2 separate regions of the Homo sapiens genome follow, and region 1 is linked to region 2. Evidence: chromatin loops called from intact Hi-C (ENCODE). Cell type or tissue: Caco-2. All regions are shown on one strand. Links, peaks and the distances in the headings refer to the core of each region. The heading gives the core; the rest is flanking DNA.

What was found. Hi-C counts contacts between places; a loop is a spot of excess contacts. Peaks named below come from ENCODE experiments on the same cell type or tissue, not always from the same donor. Only the 100,000 strongest peaks of a DNase experiment are listed, where the experiment ranks them.
Region 1: it touches region 2 in a loop (3-fold over the local background); 6 of 110 quality-filtered maps call a loop at or near these places.

Annotation. Positions count from the first base shown.
Region 1 is chr5:18,274,285-18,290,951 of GRCh38, reverse strand. No RefSeq gene overlaps it. Among named protein-coding and RNA genes, the nearest start is that of LINC02100, 460 kb to the left of the region's middle. In Caco-2, for the core only: a CTCF peak has its summit at 8,819 (motif pointing right); no DNase peak of the experiment used is centred there.
Region 2 is chr5:18,099,643-18,116,309 of GRCh38, reverse strand. No RefSeq gene overlaps it. Among named protein-coding and RNA genes, the nearest start is that of LINC02223, 300 kb to the right of the region's middle. In Caco-2, for the core only: no CTCF peak of the experiment used is centred there; no DNase peak of the experiment used is centred there.

The DNA.
Region 1 (16,667 bases), core at 5,521-13,520, 170 kb before region 2:
CTCTGCATCTTGAGTTGAAGGAAGAACAAATACTTCTAGGCATGATTTTCCCTGGCTTCTGTAATATGCATCTTTATTTAAACCCAATGAAACTAAAAAAAAAAAAATGTTATCAGAAGGGAGGATGGGGTAAGCCAAGAGCTAGTGAAAAATATGTACACCATTGTCCCAAATCCCCTGTATATGGGTAGGGAGTGCTAGGTATGTGAGAGGGGAGACTCCTCCAGGAGGAGAAATATGCAAGATTTGCCAGAAAAGTTTTCCGAGGGAGAGTTTCCCAACTGGGAAACCATATAAACCTCAACCCCAAGGCTACAGGAAGAAGAGACCAAAAAGCTCAAAGGATCTTTGTGAAAGAAAAATTATCTTTGGTTGGGACAATCTAGAATTTTTGCAAGTTGAAATAATGGCAAATTTACTAGTACATAAATTTGACAACCATAGAATATCCCATGGAAAATAGGATTCCCTAATATTTACAACCCAGAGAATTTAGGTGAACTGAAGTTATACATATATTCCTGAAGATGGCACAGGTTGAAACCACATATGATATACAAAGACAGTTATCGGTACATTCCTGTCCCCAGTCCATCCAGATGCCAATAAGCCCACATCTACTCATCTTGTTTTATGTTTGAAAAACTACAACCAAAATATGGAGCTCTAACAGGGCCATATCCACAAAGATACCTAGAAGGAATTTATGTTGTGTTTCTTTGTTGTACGTTTTTGAGAACTTATTCTGCTAAAGGACCTAACAACCACTTCAGAAAATAAAACACTGAGTAATATACAACTGTAGCACTTGTGTTTACTACCTAATAACTTTGGTAGGACATGACAACCATACACAAAATATATGCTATAAGGAAGAGTGTGATTAATACATGATTGCATAGAACCATATAAAATTGCCAACATTCAAGTGTTTTGGACCTCCAGAAATGGGAATTTGACTTTCAAGGTGATACAAGTTGAACACATTCTGCAACGTTTTCATTCCTATAAAATCGGTTGCAACGACAGTGAATTCTAAAACCACCTACATATGGTTACTTCTCCATATGTTCATGGAGAAACAAACTAGTAAACAAGAAGTGAAATGTGCATGCGATAGAAAATACAGAATAAGGAAACAAAAGCTCAGAATTAAGAGCCGGGTATAGCCACTAAGAGTGAGCACAGCAGCTCAATGGAGAGGAGACAGATGTGGGGAAATAGGACAGACCCCCAGGTCAGACAAGTGACTGATAGCTTCAGCCCTTGGTCCAGGCAGAAGCAGCAAGGAATCTGCTTGCACCAGGATAAAACCTGTGTTGGACATACAGGACGGTGTGTCCCTGATGTGTGGTAAACGATGGAAATATCAAGATCACTCACATCCAGAAAAATAGCTACTAAGGTATTTCATTTGTGGTATATTCTCACACTAACCTATCTCAGCTGAATACGTTGAGAGCAAAATGGACTCCCTACATTTCCATGGGCTGATACACAAGAGGTAGCAGAGACAATTTCACCAGCACTCTCAACTACAAAGACATGGGTGTGTGATCAAGAATCGACAGATAATTACGCAAAGATAAAATGGTAAATAGGGTCAAAAAGCTCAATGAGCAGGAGAACCCATATCTCTAAAAAATTCAATAGAACAAACAAAATAGGACATTGAGTTAAGAATAATTAATATCTTTAGGAAGGTAAGTGAGGATTTCACATTTATGAAATAAGATCAGTCTGCCAACTAAAAATAATGTAGGTATTCTATATCAACATTTATATATACACATGCATTCCTGATAACTTTTTGAAGCTTAAGGGATGGTACAAATAAGTGGATAAAAATAAAGAAAAAATTACCACCTGGAAGATCATGCTGAGTAGTTTTCCCAGGATACAAAACTATCAATAATATGAAACTGATAGAGAAGAAAAAGTAAAAAGAAAAAAATGAGTGAGATAAAACATGCTCAGACGTTCTGGCAACTTTATCCTTGCAAAATTAACGAAGAGAAAGAGCAACGGATTGACATTAAAAAAATAATAATAGGTAAGAATTATGAAGAACTAATACCTGAGTATTTAGATTGAAACATCTGCTAAGGGCCAGGTAAGATATGAAAATAAAAACAACTAGAGCCTTGACAGATACTCAAGGATGAAGAAAAGGGGGAGGAAAAGGAAACCTAGGAGCTTCCAAGGGGAGGAAAAAAGTCCCCGCAATGACGCAAAAGCTAGACCGACAAAGGTCTCCTTTTCAGTAATACTGTATAGAAAAGACAACAGTGGAATATCTTCGAACACTTGAGTTTAAAACATGTGTTTGAAAAATCTTATCCAGAATTTTATACCTAGTCAATTTTGGACAATTCAAGTCTGGCAAAAAAGAAGCTATCCGGAAAGAAGCTATAAAAATCATAAACCTGTACATCCAAAACATAACAATCTCAAAACATGCAAAATAGAAAGAAATAAAATTAGAATGAAACACTGAAAAATGAACAATCATTGCGAATGTTTTTACATATAGCTCTAGGAGAAGACAATTAAGTATAAGACTATGCAGAATTTAATAAATATAGTTTAAAAAGCATTATATATGTATTAAAATTCTCAAAGGAAATATTCACAGAAAGATTATGTAATTGGTCAAAAAGAAAATTTTAATATATCCCTCAAAATGACACATTTAAGTCATGTTCACTGACCACAGTGACATGAATTTAGAAATGGAGTTAGAAAAATAACAAAAAAGCCATATAGTTCAGAATTTCAAAAATACACTTCTAAATCACTCCTGACTTAAAGATTCACTAAAAATGGAAATTTACAAGTTATCTAGAAGAGATAATATGAAATTATTATATTTATCAAAATTTCTAGATAAAAAACAGGAACATTTATAGCTTTTAATTTAATAAAATGGAAAAAAGAAAGTATGATGAATACAGCATAATTAATAGATATGTAAAAATAGGCCAGCCGTGGTGGCTCATGCCTGTAATCCCAGCACTTTGGCAGGCTGAGGTGGGTGGATCACTTGAGGTCAGGAGTCGGAGACCAGCCAGGCCAATATGGTGAAACCCCGTCTCTACTAAAAACTCAAAAATTAGCCAGGGGTGGTGGCAGGCACCTGTACTCCCAGCTACTTGGGAGGCTGAGGCAGGAGAATCACCTGAACCCAGGAGGCAGAGGTTGCAGTGAACCGAGATCAAACCACTGTACTCCAGCCTGAGCGATGGAGTGAGACTCCATCTCAAAAAGAAGAGAGTAAAAATATATTTAAAATATGGAAAAATAAAATAAATACATTAACAAAATAAAGTTTGTCCAAAAAAACCAGTATGTGGGGTAGACCTTTGAATACAATCAAGAACAACTGAGAGAAGTAAAAAAATAACATCTTGAGTAAAAAATAAAACATAATGACAAATAAAAATATTTCAAATAAAAACCAGATAATGCAATATAGAAATGTTTGAAAATATAGATGAAATGACTAAAAATGAACATACAAACTTCTAAATTTGGAATGACAATACACACACACAAACACACACACACACACACACACACACACAAACCCTGGTTAAAAAAATAGTGATAAAATAGCAACCCTAAAATAGTAGGAGGTAATAATATTTTTAAATTTTATTTTGAAATAATTTAAGCTTTTGGAAAAATTGCAAAACCAATACATAAAATTCTCATATGCCCTTCATCTGGCTCCCCCTAATGTTAACATCTTGCCTAACATAATAACATAATTAAAGCTAAATAATTAACATGGATAAAACAACATTAACTACACCAAATACTTTATTTGGATTTCCCCAGTTTTTCCACTTTGTTGCTTCGAGGATCCAAAAAAAAAAAAAAAAAAAATTACACGTTGCATTTAGTTGTCATGTTTTCTTAATCTTCTCCAATTTGTGACAGTGCTTCTGTCTGTCCTTTTATTTCATGACCTTGACACTTCTGAAAAGTTCCAGTACGCTATTTTGTAGAATGTCTCTCAATTTGGGTTATCATATTTTTTCAAGCCTCAATTGAGGCTAAGCATTTTTGGCAAGAATGTCACAGAAATAATTTGCTCTTCTCAGTGCATCTGTCAGGGAATATGTGATGCTGATATTGATGGCGTTAACCTTGACCGCTTGGTTAAGGTGTCTGCTGGGTTTCTCTACTGGAAATTACTAATTTTATCTCTCTAATTAGTAAATACCCTGATTTTTTTTTTTTTTTTTTTTTTTTTAGTGATTTTGCTTATTCATTTTACTATTCCTTGGTAGAACTTGCCTGCAAGAATTTCATCTTTTGTTAATGGCAATTTTCCATTTTCTACGTTTCTATATTTATCAATGGAAGTTTTTCTGTAAGGAAGAGCTGTCCTTTCTTCCTCATTTATGTAAATATTTACTTTGATTAGTATGAACTTGTGGATGCTCATTTTATTCTGTGGATTTTATCCGATATTATTGATTTTGTTGTTTACATTGTTCCAGCTTTGGCCATTAGGAGCTTTTCTCAGGTTGGCTCTTGTACCCTTTCAACATTCCCCTTCCTTACTTTCCAGAACAACATTTTATTCCAGGTTCATCTTGTATTTAACCCACCCCAGCCCTGGAGTTAACCAATCCTCCAAGCAACTCTGGTTGTTTTCACTGAAGAATTATATTTAGAAACCAAGATCTGAGCTCTAGGTATGCATATTTCTAGTGGAGTGTCATTGTATCTAGAGCTCAGCAGACACAGCAAGGAGACATATGTGTCCATATCAACCAATGCAGACACGGAACTGTCTATCCACCTATTGTGTAGGGAGTTGGTTCTTGATGGTAGGTTCGTGGTCTCACTGACTTCAAAAATGAAGCCGCAGACCTTCACTGTGAGTGTTACAGCTCTTAAAGATGGCACAGACCCAAAGAGTGAGCCGTACCAAGGTTTATTGTGAAGAGCAAAAGGACAAAGCTTCCACAGCCTGGAAGGGGACCTGAGCTAGTTGCCGCTGCTGGCTGGGGTGGCCAGCGTTTATTCCCTTATTGTCCCCTCCCATGTTCCGTTTCTGTCCTATCAGACTGGCCTTTTTTCAATCCTCCCCACGATTGGCTACTTTTAGAATCCCGCTGATTGGTGCATTTTGCAGAGCACTGATTGGTGCATTTTACAGAGTACTGATTGATGCGTTTTACAATCCTCTTGTAAGACAGGAAGAGTTCCCCAATTCCCCACTCGGCCCAGGAAGTCCAGCTGGCCTCACCTCTCACTATCATCTCTCTCTCCATCTATCCATCCATCTACCTTTAAAAAACATGATGCTTATAATGATACCTCTTTTAATGAAACATCTGCTTCTATTCCTAAATGACAAGATCCATTCATTCTAGCCTCTCTCCTTTTCTTATTTGTGCCTCTTCTAACAGTGAGAAAATGGCTCTCATTGAACACAATATATTCACTTAATTGTCCATTCTTATTATACACAAAAAGTAGTTTCAGAATTGCTGACTCATATTGCTGAAAAAAACAGATTTATTAACTTGAGTATAGATTTTGTGTCAGTATTTTTTTTCCTTCAGCCTTAGAGTATCCCATCCAAATAGAGATTTCCAAAGTTACTTGATTTATTTTCTTCCTGATATGATTTGGCTGTGTGCCCACCCAAATCTCATCTTGAATTCCCATGTGTTGTGGGAGAAATCCTGTGGGAGGTAATTGCATCACTGGGACAGGTCTTTCCCATGCTGTTCTCGTGATAGTGAATAAGTCTCATGAGATCTGATGGTTTCAAAAAGAGGAGTTCCCCTAGAAAAGTTCTCTCTTCTCTTGCCTGCCACCATGTGAGACGTACCTTTCACCTTCCACCATGATTGTGAGGCCTCCCCAGCCACGTGGGACAGTAAGTCCATTAAACCTCCTTCTTTTGTAAATTTCCCAGTTGTGGGTGTGTCTTTTATCAGCAGTGTGAAAACGGACTAATACACTTCCCCACCCTCAATGTGTCTATGTTTCCTTCTTTTTTTTTTTCTTTGAGACGGAGTTTCACTCTTGTTGCCCAGGCTGGAGTAAAATGGTGCAATCTCGGCTCACTGCAACCTCCGCCTCCCAGCTTCAAGAGATTCTCCTGCCTCAGCCTCCTGAGTAGCTAGGATTACTCCTGCCCAGGCTGGAGTAAAATGGTGCAATCTCGGCTCACTGCAACCTCCGCCTCCCAGCTTCAAGAGATTCTCCTGCCTCAGCCTCCTGAGTAGCTAGGATTACAGGTGCCCACCACCACGCCCTGCTAATTTTTTATATTTTTAGTAGAGACAGGGTTTCACCACGGCTAGGCTGGTCTCAAACTCCTGACTTCAGATGATCCACCCACCTCAGCCTCCCCAGGTGCTGGGATTACAGGTGTGAGCCACTGCCACTGGCTTATGTTTCTTTATATGTCATATTCTTGTATTCTAGTTAGCATTTCTCCCAAATTCTGGTTAATTATTTAAAATTTACTTACAGTAAACAATTCACTCTGTGTGGTATTGTATTGTTTTTGACAAATGTATAGAATTGCATCTGCCATCAGAGTTGTACTACAAAACAATTCTATCACCACAAATATTTTCTTCTACTGCTCAGTTTTAATCAAGCTCTCCTTCCACCCAGAGAAACCAGTGATCTTTTTTCTATACCTATATTTTTGCCTTTTCTGTAAGGTTATACACACACACACACTCATGTATGTAAAACATATAAAATTTGAACAAGTACTATGTAACTCTTGAATCTGCTTCTTTCATATAGCAAAATGAATTTAAGATTAATCTTCTGAGGAGTCAATAATTCTCTTCATAACTGAATAGCATTTTATTGTATAGATGTTTATTGTATAAATACAATACAATGTTTATACAATAAATATCTATAGTTTATTTATCCATATACCAAACATTCGGCATCTTTGTCATACACAATTTTTGATGACTATGAATATTGCTGCTATAAACGTGTGCAGGACTTTTTGTGTGAATATAAGTTTTTATTTTACTTTGGTAAACATTAAGTGATTTCTAGGCCATATGACAAGGGTATTTTTAACTTTATGATAAATTACTATATTGTTTTCCATAATGGTGAGTCATTATGCATTGCCAGCAAGAGTATATGAGAGGTGCTTTGCACCCTAACCATCACTTCCTATTTTCAGTATTTTTTTTGTTTATTTGTTTGTTTTTCGAGACGGAGTTTCGCTCTGTCGTCTAGACTGGAGTGCAGTGGCACAATCTCGGCTCACTGCAAACTCCGCCTCCCCAGATTCAAGCGATTCTCCTGCTTCAGTCTCCCGAGTACCTGGGATTATAGATGCCCGCCACCACACCCAGCTAATTTTTGTATTTTTAGTAGAGATGAGGTTTTGCCATGTTGGCCAGGCTAGTCTTGAACTCCTGACCTCAGATGATCCACCCACCTTGGCCTCCCAAAGTGCTGGGATTACAGGTGTGAGCCACCGCGCCTGGCCTGTCAGTATGTTTTAATCAAACATTCTATTCTATTGAGTGAGTCTTGGACCATCACTGTGATTTTAATTTGTACTTACCCAAATGATTGTGAGCATTTCTTCTTTCTTTCTTTTTTTTTTTTTGAGACGGAGTTTCACTAGGTCGTCAGGCCGGAGTGCAATGGCGGATCTCGGCTCACTGTAACCTCCGCCTCCTGGGTTCAAGAAATTCTCCTGCCTCAGCCTCTTGAGTAGCTGGGACTATAGGCACGCGCCACCATGCCCAGCTAATTTTTGTATTTTTAATAGAGACGGGGTTTCACCATGTTGGCCAGGATGGTCTCAGTCTCTTGACCTCGTGATCCGCCCGCCTCAGCCTCCCAAAGTGCTGGGATTACAGGCATGAACCACCGCGTTCGGCCTTGAGCATTTCTTATATGCATATTTGGCATCAGTATACTTTATTTACTGAAATGCTTGTTTAAATAGTTTGTTCATTTTTTAATCGGGATTTTTAAATTATTGTTATGTTTTGGGTGTTCTTTTTTTCTGATAAAGGTCCTTTGTGAGAAAGGCAATTTCAAAATCTAAATCTGTCCATGGCTTGTTTTTTATTCTCTTAACAATATTTTTTATATAGCAAAGGTATTAATTTTCATGTACATCCATATCCATGCTGTTTTTATCTAAGAGAAAGGTGAGTAACGTCTAAAATATCTCATCTAAAGTTCCTAGTTACTGACTTTCAAAGAAAAAATACCCAGAAAAAGACCACTGACTTTTTTTGAGTTGGTGAAAAGAAGCACTTTGTGTAGAAAGATAACTGAAAACATACACATTATCTTTTCCGGAGGAAGTAACTAATGCTGGGAGGATACAACTAATGTTCATACAGACCATATCTACGGTGGGTTGGACTTTTAAGCAGAGGAGGTGACATTTTATTTAATCATGGAAGATATTTTATTCCCTTTGCATCCAAAAGTGACACAAGTCCAAGTCGATGTCCATGACTTCATAAGTAACCATTTTAACTTGGACAAAGAGAATGTAACACATGAGATAATTTAGGTATATTCATACTTTTGCAAATGGAATAAGAATGACTTTCTGCTGTCTTGTAACTTTTAGTTCCACTGCTACAAAGAGAAAGCTGAGCTGTACATTTAAAATTTAATAGCAACACGGCATTTCTCATGTTTTCAAAGAACATGAAAGATATTTCCATACTCTGAATACAAATCAAGATTGCCGACATTCTAAATTTTTGCAAGAAGACATCTGGTATTTGAAATGCATTTTTCCAAAATAGCCAGTAGATGGCATAAATACCCCTATATCCCACATGTGAATTAGCATTCATATCCATGGGAAGGATGCTGTAGCTCTCCAGACAGAAGGAGGAGGGAGAGAGTACACTGTCAGACATTGCTGAAAAAACTGCTATAGGTCTTGATTTGGAACTGGGCCTCAACATTTCTAAAGAGAAATGCCTGTTGATCTACTTGTTATTGGACACTTCAGAGCTTTTATAGGAATGGAATTAAAAGTTACTTGTATATGTATGTGTGTGTGCATATACGTATATGCGCATATATGTATATGTGCATACACATATATGTATGTGTGTATATGTATGCATATATATGCACACATACATATATACACATATTACTAGAAATTTGATTATTCTTAAATACACATAATTTAAACACACAGAAATAAAAATATGACATAGTCCCACTAAAATCATGGACATTATTTGCTGAACACCTGCAAATAACCACAGAACAAATATCTGACTTGAAGAACAAATCCCTGTTCGGCCCAAGGAGATATTCTGGATTCATAATGATTTCCTGCATAAGAAATGACAAACCAGAACACATAATTTTAGCCGGCCTCCTTTACTGTTGTTTCCCTTAATCATATAGCTCCATTGACTTCTCATTATCTAAATATCTGAATTTCTCAATATTTCTGTAGTTGTAGCTCTCTGTCATACCGTATAATCTTTTTAAAAAACGTTTATACTCAATTGATAATAGAGGCATGGTCCCTATGAAAGAACACTCTTTCCATGTGTAATAAAAATGCACACACACACACAAATCACAATCACAAACACAAACACAAACACAGAAAGAAATAGACCAGCCATTGGATCACTTCTGTATCATTTAGGGTGTCCTAGATAACAAAGATTTGAGCAAGAGGAGGTTTATTTTGTCTACGGTGAAAAGCCCAGACATTGACTCTTTGTGGATTGATTCAGTGCTTAATGATGTTGTCAAGACTGGTGTCCTTCCTATCTGCCTCTGTTCCATCCAACTTGTAAGCAACTCTCCTTGTGGTCACAGGTGGATGTAGTTTCTCCACATTCCGCCTGTCCATGCAGCTGACTTTCCGATTGTGTGTCCCCTCCCATTAATGAAGAAACATTTCTGATAAAGCCCTCAGGAGTTACCACTTTACATCTAGTTGTTCAAGCTTATGTAAGAGTATCTAAATCATCTCTGGCAAGGACTTTTGGCATGGGCATTACCAAGATTTGCTTAAACTAAATAATACTTCTCTCCTGGTTGTGGGATGGAGTTCTGCAGCACCTCATCTCATCACAGGTAGACAGAATCAGGGCACAGAAGAAGAGGAAGCAGCGTAGTTGGGTCAGAGACCACAGATGACAACTTTTTTATGTTCTGTTCTCCTACCACCGCTTTAATGAGTTCTTCCCTGACCATGCAAATGCATCCCATCCCGGTTCCCATCACACCTTCCATCATGCTTCTGCACATTTACTTACCTCTTTTACTCAAATAACATATTCTCTTTCAAGAATATTTTGTTTATTATATCTTTATCCCATTTCCTTTTAGAAAGTAAGCCCTTTCTGGAGCAAAAATACTGTCTGTCTGCTCATGACCATGTTCCCAGTACCTAGGAGCATTCTTCACACACACTAAAGGTAATTAAGAAATAATGGGACAGACATGGTGGCTCATGTCTGTAATCATAGCACTTAAGGAGGCCAAGGCAGGGGAATCTTTTGAAGCCAGGTGTTTGAGACCAGCCTAGGCAACATAGCAAGACCTCATTTCTGTGAAAAAAAGACAAAAACAAAAATCAACTGGGCATCATGGGGCATACCTGCTGCCCCAGCTACTCAGGAGGCCAGGGTGGGAGGATGGGCTTAAGTCTAGGATTTCAAAGTTGCAGTGAGTTATGATTGTGCCACTGTATGCCGGTCTGGGTGACAGAGTGAGACCTTGTCTGTAAAAAAATTTTTTTAATTAAATAAAAATTAGAAACTCATTCATTAAACACATACATACACCCATGTACACAAGCACACACACATGCAGAGAGAGAGAGGGCAGAAAGAATGAGAGAGAGAGAGAGAGAAACTGCTAATGAGGGAAAAATGTGGGCTTTTTCTAGCCCATGGCTTTCCCATTCAAGCACAGCTGATAAGATGCCCAAGAGAGCATTTATTAGTAATGGAAAATGGAGTAATCATAAATATTTGCAGAATAAATATAAGAAAAACTGGTGAACTTGTAAAAGAAACTATGACTATTAACATGTAATCTAATTTTAATTCTATAAATAAATTACATTATACGCTGAAGTAAAGGGGGATTTTCAGACTTCTTTTGAGCAATGTTTGAGGGTGGGAAATGCCCTGGAGGCCTGTATTAGGAAAGTGTTATTTCTCACTCATACAGGAAAAAAACAGTGGATTTTACAAATAATAAAGTTAAAGTGAACTGAAATATCAGGAAGAACAATTGTATATATGGCCCATTGGCTTTCTGCTGAAAAACATAACTAGGTAGTTTTCATTAGACACACCGAAGTTCAGTTAAAAAAAATCAAATGTTTTCATATTTTACATGATTTCTGTTTTACTAATACAAGAAACATTTTGTAAGCACAGTATGCAGAGGCAACAGAAAGGTGTTTTAAATGGTCTTTCATGATATTCTAGCCAATAATGAGAAATATGTGTTGCTTTTAAGGTGAATTGGGTGGATTGGTCATTCCTAGTTTAATGTTTAACTGTTTGATCAATGAAAACAGTGAAATAACCTGGAGAGGGGTTGCTTCTAGGATTTTGTCTCAGGCTATAATCTTGACTTTTTCTTCCTCAATATTTTAATAAAAGAAGATATAAAAATATTTATCATATTTAAGTTATATGTGATTTTTTTTACAGATAAAAATGATTATAAATAGAACTTCAGGATCTGGATAAATGAATAAAAATTTAATTAACCGAAAATAAGATTTAAGTAATAATCTTTATTCTAAAAATCAATTGCTTATGTGTAGGACTAGAGATGGTATGGGATGGCCTAGTACATGACGAACTGCCTTCTGCATTTCCTTAAATATTAAACTCATAGTAGTGAGGTGGCTAGAAAAAGAGAAGCCAATATGGTAAAACCCTATCTCTACCAAAAATACAAAAATCAGCCGGCTGTGGTGGTGGGCGCCTGTAGTGCCAGATACTTGGGAGGCTGAGGCAGGAGAATCGCTTGAACCTGGGAGATGGAGGTTGCAGTGAGCCAAGATCATGCCACTGCATTCCAGCCTGGGCTACAGAGCAAGACTCCATTTCAAAAAAAAAGAAAAGAGAAGCCATTGTGTATCCAATTATGAATAAAATCTATCTAAGAGTCAATGGTTTTTTCTATTCTGTTCAGGTCACAGTATATGGAATATTACAAAAAGAGCAAAGGTGTGCTAGATTACGTGACAGCCAAATAATTTTGTATAGAGCACAATTAATGTTTCTTTCACAGATGTTTCAGTTACACATCTGAAGGTGGTATTACACGTATATATCCCGGCCCACATGCTCTCTTTACAATATGAAATGCTCTCTCCCCCATCAAGGAATAGGATCTATGTTGCTTCCCACTGAAACTAAGTGAATCTTTGTAAATACCTTGACCAAGAGTTCAAGTGATGCTTTATAACTTCAGAGGCTACATCATAATATGTCTTCCATCTCTCTCTCTTTTTTTTTTTTTCTCTCTCTCTCTGGATATGTGCTTTGGGAATGTTAAACTGACACATAAGAAGAAACACTACCTTGAAGTCTTTCCGCTGGAGAGACCACCTGGGAAGCCTCCATAGAGATAAAGAAGATTTAGGGAGGTCCAGGGAGGTTCAGCTGGGTTATCCCCAGCTATTCAAGCCCTCCCAGGCCAGATATGTGATGGAAAATCTTACAAGATGATTCCACGCTAAACCATTTTCTGACTGCAGTTTCACAAGAGGCACTAAGCCAAATCTGCTCAGCCAAGCTTCTACCAAATTGATGTCTGATAGAAGAGAAGCAAACTGTGAGAGCTAATAGAGTAGGCAGAATAGTGTCTCCTCCAAAGGTATCTACATCCTCATTCCTGGAAGCTATGGCTATGTTAGGTTACAGAGCAAATGGAAATGAAGGCTGCAGATAGAATTAAGATTCCAGCTCCCCTTAACATGGGAAGATTATATGGATTATCTGAGTGAGTCCAATGTAGTCGCAAAGGCCCTTACAAGTGGAAAAGGGAAGTAGGCAAATAAAGATGTGACCACCCAAGAAAGACACAGTGTTGCTTACTTAGAAAATGGGAAAAGGGGCCACTAACCAAGGAATATAGTGACCTCTAGGAGCTGGAAAGGGCGAGGAAATGGATTCTGTCCAGAGCCTCCAGAAAGGAATGCAGCCTTTCTAATGTCTTAATATTAGCTCAATGAGACAAATGTCAGACTTCTACAGAATTGTAAGACAGATTGTAAATTTGTATTATTTAAGCCTCTAGGTTTGTGGTTATTTGTTACAGCAGCATTAACAACTAATACAGATTAAAATTATTATTTTTACTTTAAGGTATTACATTGCAGCTGGTTTGTTATACATCATTAGATAATAACTGGAACGGAAGAGCAGTTTTTGTCTGTCATTAGATAGTGAACTTTTTGAGCGGAGTCATATTTGTATCCTGTTGGCCTGGTGCTGAATTTAAAAGATATAATGCATATAATTAATGCTGAATGAATAAGTAAATATCAACAATGATCAAATTATTGTATTAGAGTTCTCCAGAGGGACAGAACTAATAAGATGTATATATACATGAAAGGGAGTTTATTGAAAAGAATTGGCTCACACGATCGCAAGGCGAAGTGCCATGATAGTCTGTCTGCAAGCTGAGGAAGAAAGCCAGTAGTGCCTCAGTCTGTGTCCAAAAGCTTCAAAAGCAGGGAAGCTGACAGTGCAGCCTTCAGGTTGTGGGCCCTGGCAACCACCGGTGTAAGTCTAATAGTCCAAAGGCCAAAGAACTTGGAGTCTAATGTCACAGGGCAAGAGTAACGGATGGAAGCACCCATCATGGGAGAAAGATGAAAGCCAGAAAATTCAGCAAGCCAGCTCATCCCACCTTCTTCCACCAGCTTTGTTCTAGCCCAGCTGGCAGCTGATTGAGAGAGGGCTTTCCTCCACCAGTCTACTGACTCAAATGTTAATCTCATCTGGCAATACCCTCACAGACACAACCAGAAACAATGCAAGCTGTCTAGGCATCCTTCAATCCAATCAAGTTGACACTTAATATTAGCCATCACAAGTCCACTCCTCATCTACTTGAACCCATACACATCTCTTGAAATTATACTTAATCTCCAAATAAAGACAATAATAAGGTCATAATTATGCCTAACATAATACAGCTATCCTTTGTACAACCAGAAGCACACTAATTCTTAACCTAAATGCTATTATATAAAGTTAACAACACTTAAATGCTGATATGAAAATAAATCTTATATCACATGATAAAGGAAGACGAAAAGAAATAAAATGAATATATTTTCTTAGTACAAGTATATACATGCACAAACGTATTCTTAACAAAATGAGGAGGAAATACTCATGACAATTACAGTCCTCGTTTCTGCAGCTGGTCATGTGGTCGTAGCTGGTATTGATAATTACCTTTTTTTACTACCCATTCTGTATTTCCATTGCCTTCAGCAAGCACCTCAGCAGGTTGTGATTTTTTTACATGGTGGAGTGACCTGAACCTTCACTCCTGAAGGGTCTGGGCCATTTGTAGTCCTGCCTGATTTGGGTTGTTGTAGTTTCCACTGACCTTAATCACAGGGCATGGTAATACTAAGAGATGTCCTAAGGGGTCTCCTGTATCCCACACATACTCTTCCTTAGCATGTATGTATTCCATACATACTACTTCATAATGGAGTAGTAGTCTGATTTCATCTTGATAGTTTGAGTCAATCACCCCATCTAGCACTGTCACTCCTTTCTTAGCCTGTTTACTTAGAGGCAGAAGGAGCTCAAAGTGGCCAGGTGACAATCTTAACTTTCAGTTTGATGAAATTATTGCTGTGTCTTCTGGTGGCAGCATTCCTCCCTCTAGAACTAAGACTTCTAGGCCAGCAGAACATAATGTTGTGTGAACAGAAAGCAAAAATGTTGCTAGTGGGTCACTAGGGGTGATGGCGAGTGGTGCCACGTCCACTTCCACCCTTGATTATTGGATCCATGTACCCTGGCTATGGGAGAAAGAGTACCATATATTGAACTCTAATTCAGAGCATACACAAGCTTCTGGAGAATTTTACCCTAGCCCTGCAAAGTATTGTCACCTCATTGGCATTGTAATTGTGACTATAAAAGGCCATTTCGTTATTCTATCAATCCAGCTGTTACAGGATGTTGGGGAACATGGTAAGACCAGTGAATTCCATGAGTATGAGCCCACTGCCGTACTTCTTTAGGTGAATCATGGCAGAGATTCCTAGGATTTTGGACTAAGGCTCTATCATCTTCTGCAGATAACTACTCTCCTTAAGAGAGACATTACAGGATCTTGGCCCATTACAGGATCTTGGTAGAAACTAAGTGTTTAACTACGGGTCACCAAGTTACCAAGTGACCTGAACTACCTACCATCAGCTGGGTGCTTTCTGACTCATCTACCCATAAAGTTGGACATATACAACAGCATTCCATCATCAAATGGAAGTGGTACATAAATTATCGGGATCAAGCAGGTCCTGAAGCCACAAATAAGTTACATGAAGAGTGGCTCAAATGCCCATGGTCCCCACTCCTGCCACCCTGACTTCTCTCTCCCATCCTGCACATGTGACCTCATATATAATTCCTTATAATCAGTTGATGGAGGAAGAGAAGACTGGGGCCTCGTTTACAGATGGTTCTGCATGATATGCAGGCACCACCCAAAAATGGACAGTTGCAGCACTACAGCCCCTTTCTAGACATCCCTGAGGGACAGTGGCGAAGGGAAATCTTCCCAATGGGCAGAACTTAGAGCAGTGCACCTGGTTGTGCCTTTTGCTTGGAAAAAAAATGGCCAGATTTGCGATTATATACTGTTTCATGGATGGTACAATGGTTTGTCATGGTCAAGGACTTGGTAGGATCTTGGTAGGCTTGCTCCTACCAGGTCCTTACAATGGCCAAGGACTTGGTAGGAACATGATTGAAAAATTGGTGACAAGAAAATTTGGAGAAGAGGTATGTGGATGGATTTCTATGAGTGGTCGAAAACCGTGAAGATATTTGTGTTTCACATGAATGCTCACCAAAGGATGACATAAGCAGAGGAGGATTTTAATAATCAAATGGATAGGATGACTCGCTTTATGTCCACCATTCAGCTTCTGTCCCCAGTGACTCCTGTCATTGCCCAATGGGCTCATGAATGATGGTGAAGGAACTTGAAATAATAGATTAGGCATGCTTGAGAAAACTAGGGTTGCTTGCTTATGAGGAAACAAGAACGAGGAGACCTTGATAGATATCATCAACTAGTTGAAGTTCTGTCGTATGGAGAGGATTCATGGATGTTTTGTACCAAGATGGATAAGATGAACAGATGTGGTAGCAAGACTGATTTTATTAGAAGATATAGAAAATGTACTTACAATCAAAGTTTCCTGAATTGGCGTTGAGAACCCTTAAGGTGTAGGCACACAATTTTTGCTGGAGATTTTCTAAGGCTTAAAAAAAAAAAAAAAAAGGTTTCCATAATCTTGTGTTTTACAGAAGTGCCCTTTTAAAACATAATATCAAATTCATTATTTCCATGTAAGTCCAAGTCTAAATACTGTTATTTTCTCTTGGGTAATATGGTATTTAGAC
Region 2 (16,667 bases), core at 5,189-13,188:
GTTGCCCAGGCTGGAGTGCAGTGGCACCATCTCGGCTCACCGCAACCTCTGCCTCCCAGGTTCAAGCGATTCTCCTGCCTCAGCCTCCCGAGTAGCTGGGACTACAGGCACGAGCCACCATGTCTGGCTAATAGGAAGACTCTATTTTAACTAATTTATGCAAATAATAAAAATTGAAAGACTCACAACTACTATTAACTATACAATTAATTGAAAAATTAAAGTATTCCCAGTAAGTCAATGCTATTTAAATTGTTCCTTTTTATCAGACAAAATATTTATACATATTTTACATTAGCCAACATTTCTTCACAACTTGCTTCAGTTTTAAGACAAGATTTTAGGTAACCTGTCACCATGCATCGTGTTCTGAGGGGAAATCTTAGTAACAGAAGCTACAAACTGCCACCCAGGTCAAAATAGACTCCCTGCAATGTTTTAGTAGTGGGGTGACTGTGTGATCTACCATCTAAACCCAAACATTTTAGGAAGTGAAATGAGGAGCTATTAGCCCATGACAACAGGAGTGAAACATGACAGTCCCATGCACACAGAGATGTATGATCATGCCATCTGTTTAACCACTATAAAGGATAAAATCAATCTGAGTGTCCGCCATCAGGTCCGTCAATTCACCGAAGTCCTTTCTACTCCCTTCTGCTCATCTTTTTGTTACCGACCTGATCCGTGTTTTATACAAAGGAAGAACACAGACATAAAATCATTCCCTTCATAAGTAAAGGCTGGAAAAAGTCTGTGTGTGTGCATGTGAGTGTGTGTTTAATCTATTCATACTTTGATTCTCCCATACAGTTGACAATCTTTCCTCTGTGTCTCATCACAAAGATTCTCATTTCTTCTTCCCTCAGACTCCAACTCAAAATCTTTTGTTTGTTCCCAAAGAAGCAGAATTCCAACTGACCTTGCAATCAATGCAGTTAATATGATTTCTATTACTTTTTATTGGGTATAATAAAATATAGGGATATTTGAAGTCCACATGAATAATTTGCATTTTGTTTGGTAGGCACTGGGAATCTTAAATATTATTTGACCTAGAAAACAATGTGCTTATAAAATATAGTACTTGGAAACATTATTCTACAAGAGATTTGAAGAACAGAGTTAAAGAGAAAGAGATTGAAGTCCAGAACACAGTCAGTGGGGTATTTCTGTACTATAGGTACTCTAAGTAATAGAGCATGTTTCATATGGCACTTAGAGACTAGATGAGAAGCAATAAAACCTCTCAGAAGCATTGAAAAACATACCTGAGGCTGATGAATAAGAACCACAGACCAATACACATCTTAACACTTTGCCAAATTCCTACCATCTGATCTATATTGCGTTTTTAATGTGATCTATTAAAATGCCAGGTTTAATGTATGTATTCTCCACGAAACAAATGAAGTACTATTAGCAAATCAGCCAGTTTAGAACATTCATGCACACAGAGCTGCTAAGGTTGCTACATTAACAAAACCTGTGTCCTGTTTTGGAGTACTAAATGAACATTAGCATAAAACCACAAACAAGAGAATAAGGATGAGAATAACAAATTTTGAAAATCAGAATGAATTGTTCTTTCAGGGGTTTGACAGATTATTTTTTAAAGAAGGAGGAGATAAGAGCTGGTTTGTTGTTTGTGCAATGCTGAGATGAATTACCCAAGACCTTATATAAACCGAAAGCTTGTATTGACCTGTTGAAATGGGAAAGCTTGTAACCATGGCAACAGAGGACAAGTAAAATAGGATTTTGCTGCAGTTATAAATAAGGTAGAGAAACCAGTAGACTTTTCCTCCCTCCATCTGTAATAAAGACAACACAGAAAATGAAAACCACCATTTTTCTGTCTACGGTTTTTCCGGTTATAAAATGCACGTCATGTTTTGGATGAAAATCTCCATAGAGGCAGACTGATCTACAAGGTGCGGGGGAAGGGAAGTTAGGGGGTGGTGATTGAGGGAATGAAGAAGAGTGAGTAAAATCTAGATCTGAGGCAATGGCAGTGTTTAAATAATTTATTCTTTCTTAGGAGCACGCTATAGATAGCTGCAGTTCAGAGTTGCACATTGCAGAATTTCTAAATATACAGATCCAAGGTGAAGGAGAAAAAATCATCACATCCTTTCAAATTGTTATGCTATATCTTTCTTTTAGCTAGAGTAAAAAAAAAAAAGACATCAAGTGCAGCATATATTTAACTGTATCTATTCTTACTATGTTTTAAAATCTGTGATAAATGGAAAGTGATACATAAGGCTTCATGATATAAACCTATGCAGGTTAAATGGCAACTATGATTAATTCTGTTGATTTTTTTAATTCAAAATTTTCATCAAATGTCTTTCAAAAATCGAAACCGTTTTCACCCAACACTTGGTGGCACTGCTGCTTCATAAGGCAAGACTGCAAAAGATTTCCAAATCATGTGTTTCAGGGCTTTGGAAAAAACCTTGTCTCCCCTTCTGCAGTGCAACAATTTGGGTATAATGCCTTGAATATGCTACACAAGGCATCTGCTGTGGCTACTGAAAAAGAATCTGTTACAAGCCCTAATTTTTCTCTTTTTTGAGACGGAGTCTAGCTCTGTCGCCCAGGCTGGAGCGCAGTGGCGCAATCTCAGCAAGCTCCGCCTCCCGGGTTCACGCCATTCTCCTGATTCAGCCTCCCGAGTAGCTGGGACTACAGGTGCCCACCACCACGTCCGGCTAATTTTTCTGTATTTTTAGTAGAGACGGGATTTCACCATGTTAGCCAGGATGGTCTCGATCTCCTGACCTCATGATCTGCCTGCCTCGGCCTCCCAAAGTGCTGGGATTACAAGCGTGAGACACTGCGCCCGGCCACAAATCCTATTTTATTCTTACAGTAGGTTCATAGGGATGAAAAAATGAAGGCGAGGCACTTTTACAGAATCGTTATTAGGTTGATGATCTAGGGTCAACACTGGGTAATGAAACTCTCTGAGATGATGAAAATAGTTTACACTTTTGCTGTTTAATATGCAGACACTACATGTGGCTATCGATCTTGAAATGTAGCTAGTGCAATGGAGAAACTGCAAATTTATTATTTTTTAATTTCAATTAATCTTAACTTAAATTTCAAGAGTCGCAAGCGGCTAAGTCTATTCCCTTGGACCACATAACCTGTGCTGTGCACTGTGTAAGGATCTAAACTGTTGGCTGAAGATGGTTAAGCAGGAAAGAATAGAAAAGATAAAAAATGTGATGACACCACCCTGTTTCCCTATCATTTGGGAAAATATAATGAAATAAAATTAACTAATCGCTCATGTAATAAAATCAGTTCACCAAGCCTTTCCATTGTCACCTGAGAAGAAGTGGGGTGGTTTTCTTTATAGTAATATATAAACGGATAAATTTTTCAGTCTAAAAGTTGCTCCTACTCTGTATATTTTTTTCACCTGCATAAAACTGAAGGGAAAAAAACACATTTTATATGAGTAAATTTGTATGGTGTATGCCTAAGGGATAGTCCTATGGAATTCCATCTTCAATTACCTAGCTAAATGCCAGCGAGGTTTTCCAAATTCATTCTCTTATCCCATTGAATGCCGAACAATTTGAAGACATAGATGTTATACAGCGAGTTGCACAATAAAGTAAATGATTAAAAGATACAGTCTTGTGTCTCCAGAAATAAGAGCATATTGGAAAGGAGAATGACAATGGGATGTGGCCAGTTTTTCTGTGCCCTCGACCATCCTTAATTCTAACACTGATTTCTCCCTTTACTTCCTATGGAGCTTATTCAAATTTTATTAAATTTGATTCTGTCTCTCTTACTAGGAGTTGGGCTCTCAGAGGAAAGAGACTGATTTTTTTTTCTTTTATTTTCTTTCTTTCTTTTTTTTTTTTTTTTTTTTTTTTTGTTACTTCTGGCCCTTAACTGTATACTTCAACTTTTTTTCGATTAGCAGAGAAGGTGAAGGGATTAGGAGAATTGAGATGTCATAAATGGGAATTCCTCTATTATAAAAGTCATGTGTCAATAACGACCTCATAATAGTGACAATGCACTCACTCCACTGACAGCTATGGATGTGTAGGAATTACTGCCAGCGTCTTGCAAGAAATCCATTCTAGGTTCTAAATATCAGCAGCTGCATTGCTGTGATAAGAAATACTGTGGCACATCAAGAGTGACTGTACAGGTAGCTTTATTTTTAAAAATTGTACTCTGCAGCTCTATTACTTGCATTTATATAAAAAAAAACTTTTTGAAACGATATTGTGTTTTTCACTCATCTGCTTCCTGTTTCCTTCTGGTGGTCAAAATCTGTACTCAATTCCTACGGACCATATGCCAAGACTACTCTCCCACTTCTATCACAGAAAAATTTTTTTCTTTTTTCTCATCCACTTCCCTATAAATAATTACTTCTGTTGATAACCCACTTATGTTTCAAAATGGGTACAGATTGGACTTGATGATTACTTCACATTTTCACGATTATTTCTCACATTTTCATTAATAGTTTCATTGATCATTTTTTTATCCTTTCCCCAATCATATATATACGAGAAACACTGAATTTTAGAACTTATGAGGATTTAGAGAGCCACTGTTTAAACTTTTTTTTTTTTTTGAGACAGAGTCTCGCTGTGTCACCCAGGCTGGAGTGCAGTGGCGCGATCTCGGCTCACTGCAAGCTCCGCCTCCCGGGTTCACGCCATTCTCCTGCCTCAGTCTCCCGAGTAGCTGGGACTACAGGCGCCCGCCACCACGCCCGGCTCATTTTTTGTATTTTTAGTAGAGACGGGGTTTCACCGTGTTAGCCAGGATGGTCTCGATCTCCTGACCTCGTGATCCGCCCGCCTCGGCCTCCCATAGTGCTGGGATTACAGGCGTGAGCCACCACGCCCGGCCCTGGGTTAACTACTTCCTAAGCAGGAATCAATCAGCCTCCTGAAAATTAAAAAAAAAAAAAAAGTTTTATTTATGTGAGAATATTGATCAGTCAGGGTCCAGTTGACTAAAACCACACCAGCTAGTTGAATGGAGGGAATTCATCTGAGGAATCATTACCTAAAAATAAAACGTAAAAGGAAAATGCTATATAGCACTGTATTATGGAAGAAGCAAGTACAGGAAATAACCACAACCTCTAGTGCTCAGAAGAAAAAGAAACAATGGCATAAACTTAGAAACTTAAGGGAGGGTCTCACAGACAGGAAGTCCAGGGAGGCAGATAGAAAGAAACAACTTTCTTCATTTTTCTCCAGCCCTGCAGCCTCCCTCTCATACCTTTTATTGGCAAAGCCAAACAGGAAGACAGTTGGCAAAGCAGAATGCAGTGGTCTGAGTTCCAGCTCCACAATGGCCAAGCACAATAGAGAAGGTTGGGCTTTAAGCTGACAGACAATGGCTTAATAATTCCCACAGAGTTTCTACATTTTTATAGGGAGACCATCCATAGCTTTAGTTTCTCAAAGGAATGTGTGACCCTGACATGATTAAGAATCACTGGATAGCAGAAAAAATAAAAAGAACCTCATGCTAGCAAGCTGGGGTCCTTCCCACTACTTTCCACTGTTTCTTCCATTCCTTGGTTAGTTACACTCCTACTAACAAGAAGGTATCTTAATGTAAATTTCAAACATCATCATCCTCAGAACACATTAGGTGGAGGATGTGGTAACCAAAAATAAGAAACAAGAAAAAGCTTTATTCACAAACTATGTCCACAAGGAAATCTATACAATTTCCAAAACCAAACCATTATTTTTATTATAATAAAGTCTACAACTTCATCTTTTGTAGTCAAGCATTATTCTTCAGTTTTAAAAAACATATTAAAATTTATTGGACCTACAGATGATTTAACATGGCTTGGCATATTGAAATACATTTTAAATTAGTAATTTAAAAATCATCCGATTTTTTTCCTGCCTGTTAATACTTATAAATATTCCTTTGGAATGCTTCTTGTTACTCATGCATATATAGTCAACTTGGGTATGTTGTAAAGAGAAAATTTGAGGAAAGAGTCTAGGTTAGGAGTGTTCAAAGTTTTCATCATGATCATTATATTAATATCCAAGATGGTTTAGCAACCTTGAACTTAATATTCAAAAAGAGTTCAATAAATGATGTGTAATAAATTCATACTTGACATTCAAATGGGACCAATATAGTATGAGTGTTAAACAAACCTTTCTAGAAATAGAGATGCTCAGTAAGTTGGATGTGCTGTTATGTTTTGGAATCGGCCCATCGTAGGCAGATGCTGAGAGTTCTGGGAATAGGGTTGCCATTAAGGAGAGAGCTGGCAATAGTTAGAAAGTCTATTTGGTCTCAAGTAAATGGATGCTTTGTCATAGCTTGTCTCTAGTCCCAAGGTAGGAATTGCAGAAGAAAGATAAACTCAAGCAGAAGTGCTGTCACATTGACCAAAATAACTAAAAGGAGATTAAAGCAAAAGTACACTCGGCTCCTACTTAGTCATCCAGGGCACTGGATATGGATTTTGCCATAGCAAGATTACTATCCACTGCTGGTGAGAAAGGGGCTTCTAATTCATCATTAGACCTGGTTTACAATTTAGATTGAGCTGCAGGTAGCATTAAACAGAATTGAAGAAGGGACCAATGGTCATAACATGAGATCCATGGAAAAATAACAGCTAGAATGGTAGATAGATCCAAATATAAAATGCAGCATCTTATTAAATGAAATGAGAAGTAAAACACTCTAGTGATGAGAATTAGAGTACTGCTGAGTTTGTTGCACAAGGTAAACTCTGAAACATTCCTTCACCTCAAAGGCAGAATAATTCCACGTGGATACCATTTTATATGTTCTTCATATTATAGATACAAAGCACATGCACTACACATGTGAGTTTGCCATGGCAATCTCAATCCCAAGATTATGAAGAGGCCCAGGGAAGGGCATAGGCTTCCTTCATCTTGGAATCCTCATTACCTGGCACCAAGCCTGGCACACAGGAGGCATCCATACAGTAGGGTGAGTTTGTTGAATTTCAATGTGTTTTCAAAACAGATTCAATTCAATCAAACAAGTAAAAATGTCCACTTAATCCTGTTAAATTCTCATTACTCTGAGACAACAGATCCAACTTATCAAATGCTATATTTTAAGATCTAAAAGGACCTGAAAATCATCTATTTTACCAGTTCTTGAAATTCCAAATTCTGTCTTCACCCATATGCATGTATACATACAGATACAAAGTAAATATATATATAAACACATATTTACATTTACAGACATATATATTTGCGTTTAATTTGCATTTCTGGTGAATTATTTTTCTTAAATTTTCATTTGTTTTATTCGTTTGTTCAACAGATAAGCCTTGTTGTTCAACAGATAAGCCTTGTGCTCAAATTCATGTTTAAGAAGGCATATAAGGTTCAAAAAGAGGCAATAATTTTCATTAGGATTTTAGGAAATATCATAATGGCAGCAGTTAGTAGAGGCTATTTTATTGCATTCTCAACCCAGAATACGGTACATCTCTTTAAACTCTGTACCCATTTGTGGATGCTGTTGACAGCACTATTCCTGAGGATTCAATAAATAGATAAAAACATACCAATAAAAATGTTACTTTAAAAGTAAAATACCAAATACATTGAGAACAAAAATAAAAATATAAGTAAATAATAGTTACAGATTTAACATTTAAGTTTTTTTAAAAAAATTAATTTTGTAAAGGAATTAGAAATTTAAAGTTCAAATTGATAATTCTTATTGAAAATGCTATTCCCAACAAGCCACATTATGAGCCACTGTTTGGACAACAAATATTCATTCATACAGAAAATATTATCTATCAAACAACTCACTCAATTCTAAGGATAAAGTGGTAAGCAAGACAGGCAGGGTCCCTGTACTCACTGAATTTACCTTTTAATGGGGAAAATACGTAACAAATAAATCAGCTTTACATGAATTAAGTTCTGAAAATTATAAGGAAATAAACAGAGTGCTATAATACCAAACATAAGCTTATATAATTTTAGGCTCAGGGATCAGCAAAATAATCTAAGATAGGAAATAATTTGAGTATTTGGGAAGCCTGGGTGTGTTGGAAGCTTAGAGGAAAACATGAGAGATGCTATGAAATGGGGATGGAATGAGCTCAGAGCCTGGTGGGTACTGGAATGGGCTTCGGACTTCATTCTAAAGGGAAACAAATAGAAACTTCTAAGCAGGAGCATGATATAATGTGATGGATGTTTAAAAATAGGATCGTAGACATTTTTTGGAGACTAGATTATAGGAGGACAAGGATAAAACTAAGGAGACCCCACAGAAGTCTACCTCAGAAGTCTGGGTAAAAAGTAATTTGGCTTTCAATAATGTTCTGGCAGTGGAGATAGAAATAATTAGTGAAACTGAGATTAGCCAGGCGATAGTGGCACACGCCTGTAATTCCAGCTACTTGGGAGGCTGAGGCAGGAGAATCACTTGAACCCGGGAGGCAGAGGTTGCACTGAGCCGAGATCACGCCACTGCACTCCAGCCTGGGCGACAGAGTGAGAGCCTGTCCCTGCCCCCCTGCCCCCCAAATAACACCTAAGAAATGGTTAATTTAGAATCGAGTTATGAAAAAAATGAGTAATTAAGGATAGTTTCTGATTATTAACAGGAGCTGGGTGAGATGGTGAATACAGTGAGACATATAGGTTTAAATGTTGGTAAGATAAGGTAGAGATATTATGTAAGAAGTAGGACATAAAAAATCAGGGGTGTCAAAGTCTGGAATGAGACAAACACAATGTTTAAGTACATAGAAGATTGGGCAAGAGGATAGGTATAAAAAGGATGCTATCCTAAACCCGGCCCTAGTGATTCCAAGACCTAGAAAGCAAGTCATGCAAGATACTCCATCACGGGAATTTGAGAAGAGAGAAGGTCATTGAATTGTAGTTAAAACAAGAATCTGTGGTGTTAGAGAATCCTGAGGAATAGAAGGTTTTAAGAAAAATAAAGGTTGAGATGAGGGGTGAATAGTAACATCATATGAGGACTAAGTAGTCTCATTGGAATTGGAACCATTGGGATCAAATGACCTTTACAAGAACAGATTTGGCAGGGCTATGAGGAGAGGCTGAACCTTGTGTGTTGAAGAATGGACATGAAATGGAAATGCGGCGAAAGGAGGGTAAGCTGCTTTCTGGAGGATATTTTTGGTGTACAGAAAGTAAAATTGTGCAGGAGACGGAGAGGAGTGCAGTGTGGGGAAAGGGACACCAACTCAGTGTCCAACACAAAGCTCCCTAGTGAGGACATTGCGTGTAGCTCACTTTCCAATCCCAGGCTATAGTTTTCAATATTTGTTCATATTGTTCTTTACAGGACCCCAAATATTGTGCCAGGTACTTTTCTGCTTCTCTGCTTCCTTTACTCTTCTGGTAAAGGCTTATTCTGGCTCTGCATCTTAAAATACTGTTCTATCTCCTAACCGCCTGTACTACTCCCAAACTCAACTCTCATCTCCTGTGCACCGTGAAGGTTTCCCTGGGATTCCAATAGGTCATGAACTGATTGGAATAATCAATAAACTCTGAACCATTCACTGCTTGCACCTCCTGGAAGTTAAGGTCTCAGAGAGAGAAAGAACTGTGCTCACAATTCCAGGAATGTCCAAATTCTACACTGCCCAAAACTTCTGTCTTTGTTTTTCTCCTTTAGTTGAGAGAGAAAGAAGATTGAGATATTTATTTATTATACTCAAGGAAAATTGTATAAAAGATCAAAATACTGTATTATATCTCATTTCAGGGCCTCAAAGAAACTTTGTAAGAGAATATTCTTTAAGCTCAAGAATAAACAGGGCCTCCTCTTCCCCTAAATTGAGACTACCTTACTCAGGATTTTCTGAGGTACATGGAGGGAGAGAGAGAGAGAGAGAAAGGGAGAGAAAGAAAAAGAGAGACACACAGAGAGAACATGAAAAAGAGAGAGTGAACCAGCTTTACTTAGAGAAACCTGACTTTTTTTTTTTTTATCACCCAGAAGAGGTGGAAAATAGAACAAGAGACATTTCCTAGGTATCTTTATGACATGGGACCAGAAAATGTGAGATGGAATTTGCAGCCAAAAATACAAGTAGGAGAATAGAGTTTATGTGCTTTGGAGCTCAGATTTTGATTACTTCTACTAGTAATCTCTGCCAAATCCATTTCTCCATCTCTAACCAAGAATATTAGCAAGTTTTCCTCTCATCAAATGGCCAACCCAAGGTGGGTCTGCAGTGAAAGAAGAAACCAACCCCTACCTCCACTCCTCTTTCTTGGCCACATCCTCAGTCTGCACCAACAGTCCTTATGGCAGTTGATGTTTAATGTGCTTTAATGTTCAATGTGTTTCTCTTTTCCTAAATACGATATAAACTTATCATAAGCAAAAAAAATACTAGGTTCCTGCCTGTATAAGTACTTTTGTGTGTGTATTTTTATTTCTTTAGGGCTCTGTAAAGTGAACATCAGTGCAATCCATCAACATATTCAAAAGACACAAATTATTACATGCTTGAAAACAAGAAATAGTTTCCAGTATAGTACTGGATGACTTTATGCTAGACTTAGTTTAAAGATCATACCTCTAGATTACATATCTCTTAGTCACAGGTCATACCTCTAGACTGCAATTATTTCCCTGGAACTACTTGAGGAGCAAGTTTTTTAGCATCCTCTATTTCCATGAGCTAGTAACTCAGGCAGCGTACCTATGTGCATGGATTGAGGAATGAATAGAAATGCTCCCTCAAGTAGGTTGGATCTCCTGAGGTAAATTTTATATATATATAAAGGTGAGCTGTTCTAATATCTTTTATCCACAGTGTTCATCATCTCTTTCTGAGTAGATAAATTTATCTACATGAATTAAGATTGGATAATTAAGAACTATGATTATAGCATATTGACCAATTGAACACCCTAAAAATAAAATTTAGAAAAGCATTTTCCAAATTGTAATTTCTACAGTTATTAGGTGGTCCATTAAGAAAATGAAAAGGCTACACATAAAAAAAAAGCCACCCATGTTAACAGACTTACAATGTACATTAGTATAGCACATGATCTAAGAAGAAATCTGTTAGAAATATTGACTTAGGGAAATCTCTTGGCCAGGTGCCATGGCTCACACCTGTAATCTCAGCACTCTGGGAGGCTGAGAAGGGAGGACCGCTTGAGCCCAGGAGTTTGAGACTAGCCTGGGAAACACGGAGACCCTGTCTCTATAGATAATTTAAGAAAATAGCTAGGCATGCTGGTACACACCTGTGGTCCCAGCTACTCTGGAGCCTGGGTGGTCAAGGCTGCAGTGAGCTGAGATTGCACTACTGTACTCCAGACTGGGTGACAGAATAAGACCTTGTCTTAAAAAGAAAAAGGAAAAAAAGGGGGGGGAAATCCCACTGATATTTAGATAGGGTCTTCTTGTCATTTCTAACTTTTGTTTCTTTGTCAATACTGTTCTCTTCATCTGGTCCAACTTCTCTCCTTCTCTGTGTTTCTCAGGAGGAGACAGTCTATATCAGTGGCTTAACACCATATTCCTCTGCCAGAGAGGGTGACTCTCCAGGACAGCTGTCCTCCCTGTGGCATTCCACAGCAGCAACCCCCACACACTCACCTACTTCTGCCTCGTTGCTTGGCCATCTGACCATCAGACCTCCATTTTTGTCATGGCATTGGAGGAAGAAAACATAGAAAATTGCTTTGGAATTTTCAACTGCCTTATCTTGAAAGAGACACATACATCTCTTCTTCTCACTTTTTCTGGAAAGAATTAGTCCTGTGGCCCTGCCTAGCTTCAAGGAGACTGAAGTTTTCCTCCTTTGTCCAGGAAAAGAAAGTGAACCAGATATTGGTGAGGATTAGAAATGTCTACCGTAATCTACAAATCTTGTCTGTGTTTCCATGATTAAGCTACCAATATACACAACTAATTTATTCCAGAAGCATTCCTTGTCACGAATGAGTTTTGAGCTAGTCCTAGAAATGATTATATCATTTCTGCTCTGACTGGGTATAAAACTCTCAGCATGCACAATCCTATTCATTTTAGTTGCTGCCTTAAGTACAAGTCTCTCCATTCATCTACCATCACTACTAAAGTTATCCTATTTTTGTTACATCACTACCAATGTTATCCTATGTCATAGTTACCCCCAGATCAAAGCAAGTCTTCCACTTTTTAGGACCAGGTGAAATTGTAGCTTGGTCTGAAGTCAGATGCCCTGATTTTGAATCCTGACATCAATATTTACTAGATATGTAACCATGGGAAAATTACTCAACATTTCCATGCTATGAGTTCCTCATTTATAAAATTGAGACAATTTAGCATCACCTTGGGAAGTGACTATTAGAATTAAATAAGAAAATATATGTAAATATTAACGATATTAGGAAGGGTGTTATATTTTAAGCCTTAAGATAGTTCTTCCATCTTCATATGTTAACTGAAAACTGGTTCTCACTCTATGAAGCTTGGATTTTTGTTTTTGTTTCTTCCATGTCCCTTTATACCACAAGGACAAAAAGTTTGTAGAGTGCTCTTGCTCTTGGTTACATCATCTAAACAATATTTTCCTCCTCTTCTTCCTCTAAAGAAGAAAAAGTCTTGAAAAAGCCATATGCTTTCAAGCACACTACTCTTCTCTAATCTTTCTGTTTACCAACGTCTTTGTCACTTTCCTTACATTAAAGACGTTAACTTGTGACTCCTAATACTTCCTGGGTGACTCTTTGTCATGTACCTCTTCTCAGTCCTGTACCTCTGGATGTCAAATGACTTTTACTTTCATTCAGCCTCAAATTCTGTTCCCATATTTATACCATAGAGATTTATATGCTCCCCAAAATGCCTTAACTTGGAATATTTCATTCCTCTACTGTCACCTCTGATTTTTCTGATTCACATTTTTATGTATCTACATATTAGCAATGCTTTCACTTTACCAAGACACCCAATCCATTAATCATATTACTTTTTAATAAATATCAATAGCCTCATTCCATCTTCATGTTTCTTCTTGCCCAGGTTATATTTCATGCTCAAATATTACAATTGTGCCCTTGAAAAATACTTAAATCCCTTATCTCCCTTTTCTCCTTTATACCCAAGTAAAAAACAATCCTAGATGAGACCAAATATCCTCCTTTTTCGTTGCTACATGAAAGCATCTACACATTTCTAAAGGAAATCATACAACTGACTGAGCAGTTTCACTTGAAATCTTTGATGAAAAACATCACAAGGACTTCAATATTTCTTGGAAATAGTTTGTTGGCTTTTTAAACTATTCTTGTTTTCCTATTCTCCTTTAAAATGATGCATCTACCACTACCACCCCCTACAGGCACATTCAGTTAATAACCTTATCTAGTCCCAATCCCCCCAATTACAATAGTATGTGTCCCTTCTCTGAAGTTTGGTCAATCAGCCCTCTTGCACTCTAGGTCCCACTTTGTATAACTTTCTCAAGGATTTCCCTCTTTCAGTTATCTCTTTTCTGATCTACATTGTTAATGCTCTTTTCTGGATTATTCCTATTGAAGCACAAATGTGCTCTACTATTCTATAAAGTCCTTCTATTCTAAAAATTCCTCCATGACCCCATCTCTTCCCTCCACTACCTTTTGCATTTCAAAACTGGTCTGAATGAAAGAGTTGTCTATACACAAAATCCCCAGTTTTTTACTTCCCATTTAGTCTTAGATTTCAATCTGATTCTCACTCACACTCTTACAAGAAAATCAAAAATATGCAAGAACTCCAGACAACTCTATGACTGGCATGCTGCATGTCATTTGGAATTCTTTTTTTTAGTTTTCATTTCCCTTTACTTTGCAGTAGCCTTTGACTCTGTTGATCTTCTGAGCCTGAAACTTTCTCCTTTCTTGGCTTTCAAGGTGACACAGTCTCCTAGTTTCCCTTCTACCTCATTTTCCCTTTCCTAGTATTCTTTATTTGCTCCTCATTCTTGATTCAACATCTAAACTTTAGAATTCCTCAGCATTTAGTCTTATGTCTTATCATTTCTCTCAAATGCTCTTCTCTGTGACCCAATTTATTCACATGGCAAAGCTATAATTTATATATTTTTAAGTTTTATTTCATTCTTAACTGACATAATAATTATATTTATTTATGGGGTACAGTGTGATTTTTTTTATACATATATACATTGTATAATTATATCAGGGTAATTAGCATATCCATCACCTTAAACACTTATAATTTCTTTGTAGTGAAAACATTCAAAAATTATCCCTTGTAGACATTTTGAAGTTTACAATATTTAATTGTTGGCTATAGTCACCTGACTGTGCAACAGATGAATGAATTTTTAAAATGTAGTATGTGTACACAATGCAATACCATTTAGCCATAAATAAACTGAAATTTTGTCACTTTCAACAACATGGATGAAGCTAGAGGACATTGTCTTAAGTTAAATAAGCAAGGCACAGAAGTACAAGTACTGCATGATGTCAGGTAAATGTAGAATCTAAAAATGTTGACCATTGACCTCATAGAAGTAGACAGAAGAATGCTGGTTACTAGAGGTTGGGAGAGTACAGGGTACAGAAGATCAGGAAAGGTTGATCAATAGGTACAAAGTTACAGGTAGATAAGAGAAATAAGTTCTGGTGTTCCATTTATGTTTTTGACTCCTTATTGTAATATACCCAGCCTAGCCATTTCAATATTTAGATTAATATGCCCAACAGCCCTTTTGCCATCTCTACTGAACTGTCTTATAGATATTTTAATCTTATTACGTTCAACACAGAGTTTTAATTTCCCCACCAAATCCTGAGAATATCCCATTTTTCCCACCTGAGTTGTACTATGTGACTATCCAGAGAGATCCTCAAGTCAGAAGCCTTAGAGCCTTCTTGTTTTTCTCCTTCCCTTACTCCAACATCTCATCTATCAGCAAGCCTGATATTTCCTGAATCTCCCTGCATTTCCCTAGATTCACTGTCACTTTCCCAGCTCAAAATTTCATCTCTTCCCAGCCCGGCAATAACGTTATTAGTATTCATTGTTTCACTCTCACACCTCTTCTAATCTATTTTCTTCCCAGTATCAGAATGGTGTTTTCAGTGTATATCAGATCTTGTTGCTCTAATATTAAAAAGCCTTTTTTTAACTTATTAGTCCTCATAGGATAAAATGCAAGCTTCCTTATGTTCTACCAGGCCCTGCTTAAACAGGGCCAGTTTATATACCAGTCTATCTGGTACAATTATTAGCCTGGCTCATTTCACTCCTGGTGCATTGACCTTATATCAGCTCCATATCAACAATCAATTCCTTCTCAAGTCAGGATCTCTGCTAAAATCTAATTCTCACTCTTCCCTCAGGTCTCAGTTTAGATGCCATCTCCTTAGAGGGGAAAAGGCAAAAGAATTGGCATATGTTGCTAAAAATTTATGCAGTGATCTTGTTGCAATGATCAGTTTCTTGACCTCAATAGAAAACAAATTGCTCAGTTAAGATTCATCTTATTTTTGGCATATTCATCAACTCTGTACCTTAAAATTCAATGCCTCAACTATGCTCCCTGATGGAAACTCTAAGAAAACCTTGACCTGGACATCTTTTTGTAATATAATAATTGAAAACCCCATTACCAACATGAGCACTGGCAGAATCAAGATATAACACAATTCTAGGTGAATTCACATAATGAAAATCTAGAGCATCATCTAACTAAAGGCATAGAATTTTCAGACATCTCAGAGTATATCTCAAAATATACACATATTTTAAATAGTTATTTGGAATATCAGTGAAAAGAGTGGGAAAAAATATGTAACCAATAAGCCTCAGCTAACTCAAAGTAGACAAAAATCTGCCTCAACATTTGGATCTTCAGAATCAAGGAAAAGGAATCTTCTTTTATATACACTAAACCAAAAGACATTATTTGGGAAGTAAATCAAAAGCTACCTTCTTGAACAAGATTTCAAGTCTGGGGAAGTATTTGCAAGGTGAGAGAACATTCTTGTCAGTATAAAGCATAATTTCGACATATCAGATTAGAAATAAAATGAGAGACCCAGAGTGAGGAAGAGTGTTAATTTGAGTGAGGCTTTATTCCATCTTTTAATTTCTGATGATTAATCTCTAAAGTAGTGCAGATAATGTGAGCAATGCATGCTACAGAAGGGAAGCAGTGTTTATGATTTAAACATTGGATTTTGTGGTAAAGGAAGAGAATAGGAAAGAGTGATTTAGTAATTTTGACAGGCATGCCAATAATGATTCTGTGGCATGAAAAGGGATGAGAGTGGAGGGAGAAATTGATGATGTAATAGAAACACCAGAGAAGCTCTCATTCCTGTGTTTCTGGCAAGAGAAACAGAGTCAAATTTATTCTAATATTTTAGAGAATCTGTTCAGGAAAAACAGGAGGATATGAAACTTGACAGTCTTATTGCTCACTACATAACAAAGCAGTTTCCCGAATAGCACAGAAATGTTACGTGATTGGACAGGAAAAGTAATGTCATTATTAAAATGATTGCTAAGGCACCAGAAAGGTTAAATCTAATTATGAAATTACCAGGTTCCACCCACTAACCTCTGTTCATCCTGAGTTAGCTTCAGTATGAGTCTACATTTTTATAATCTCA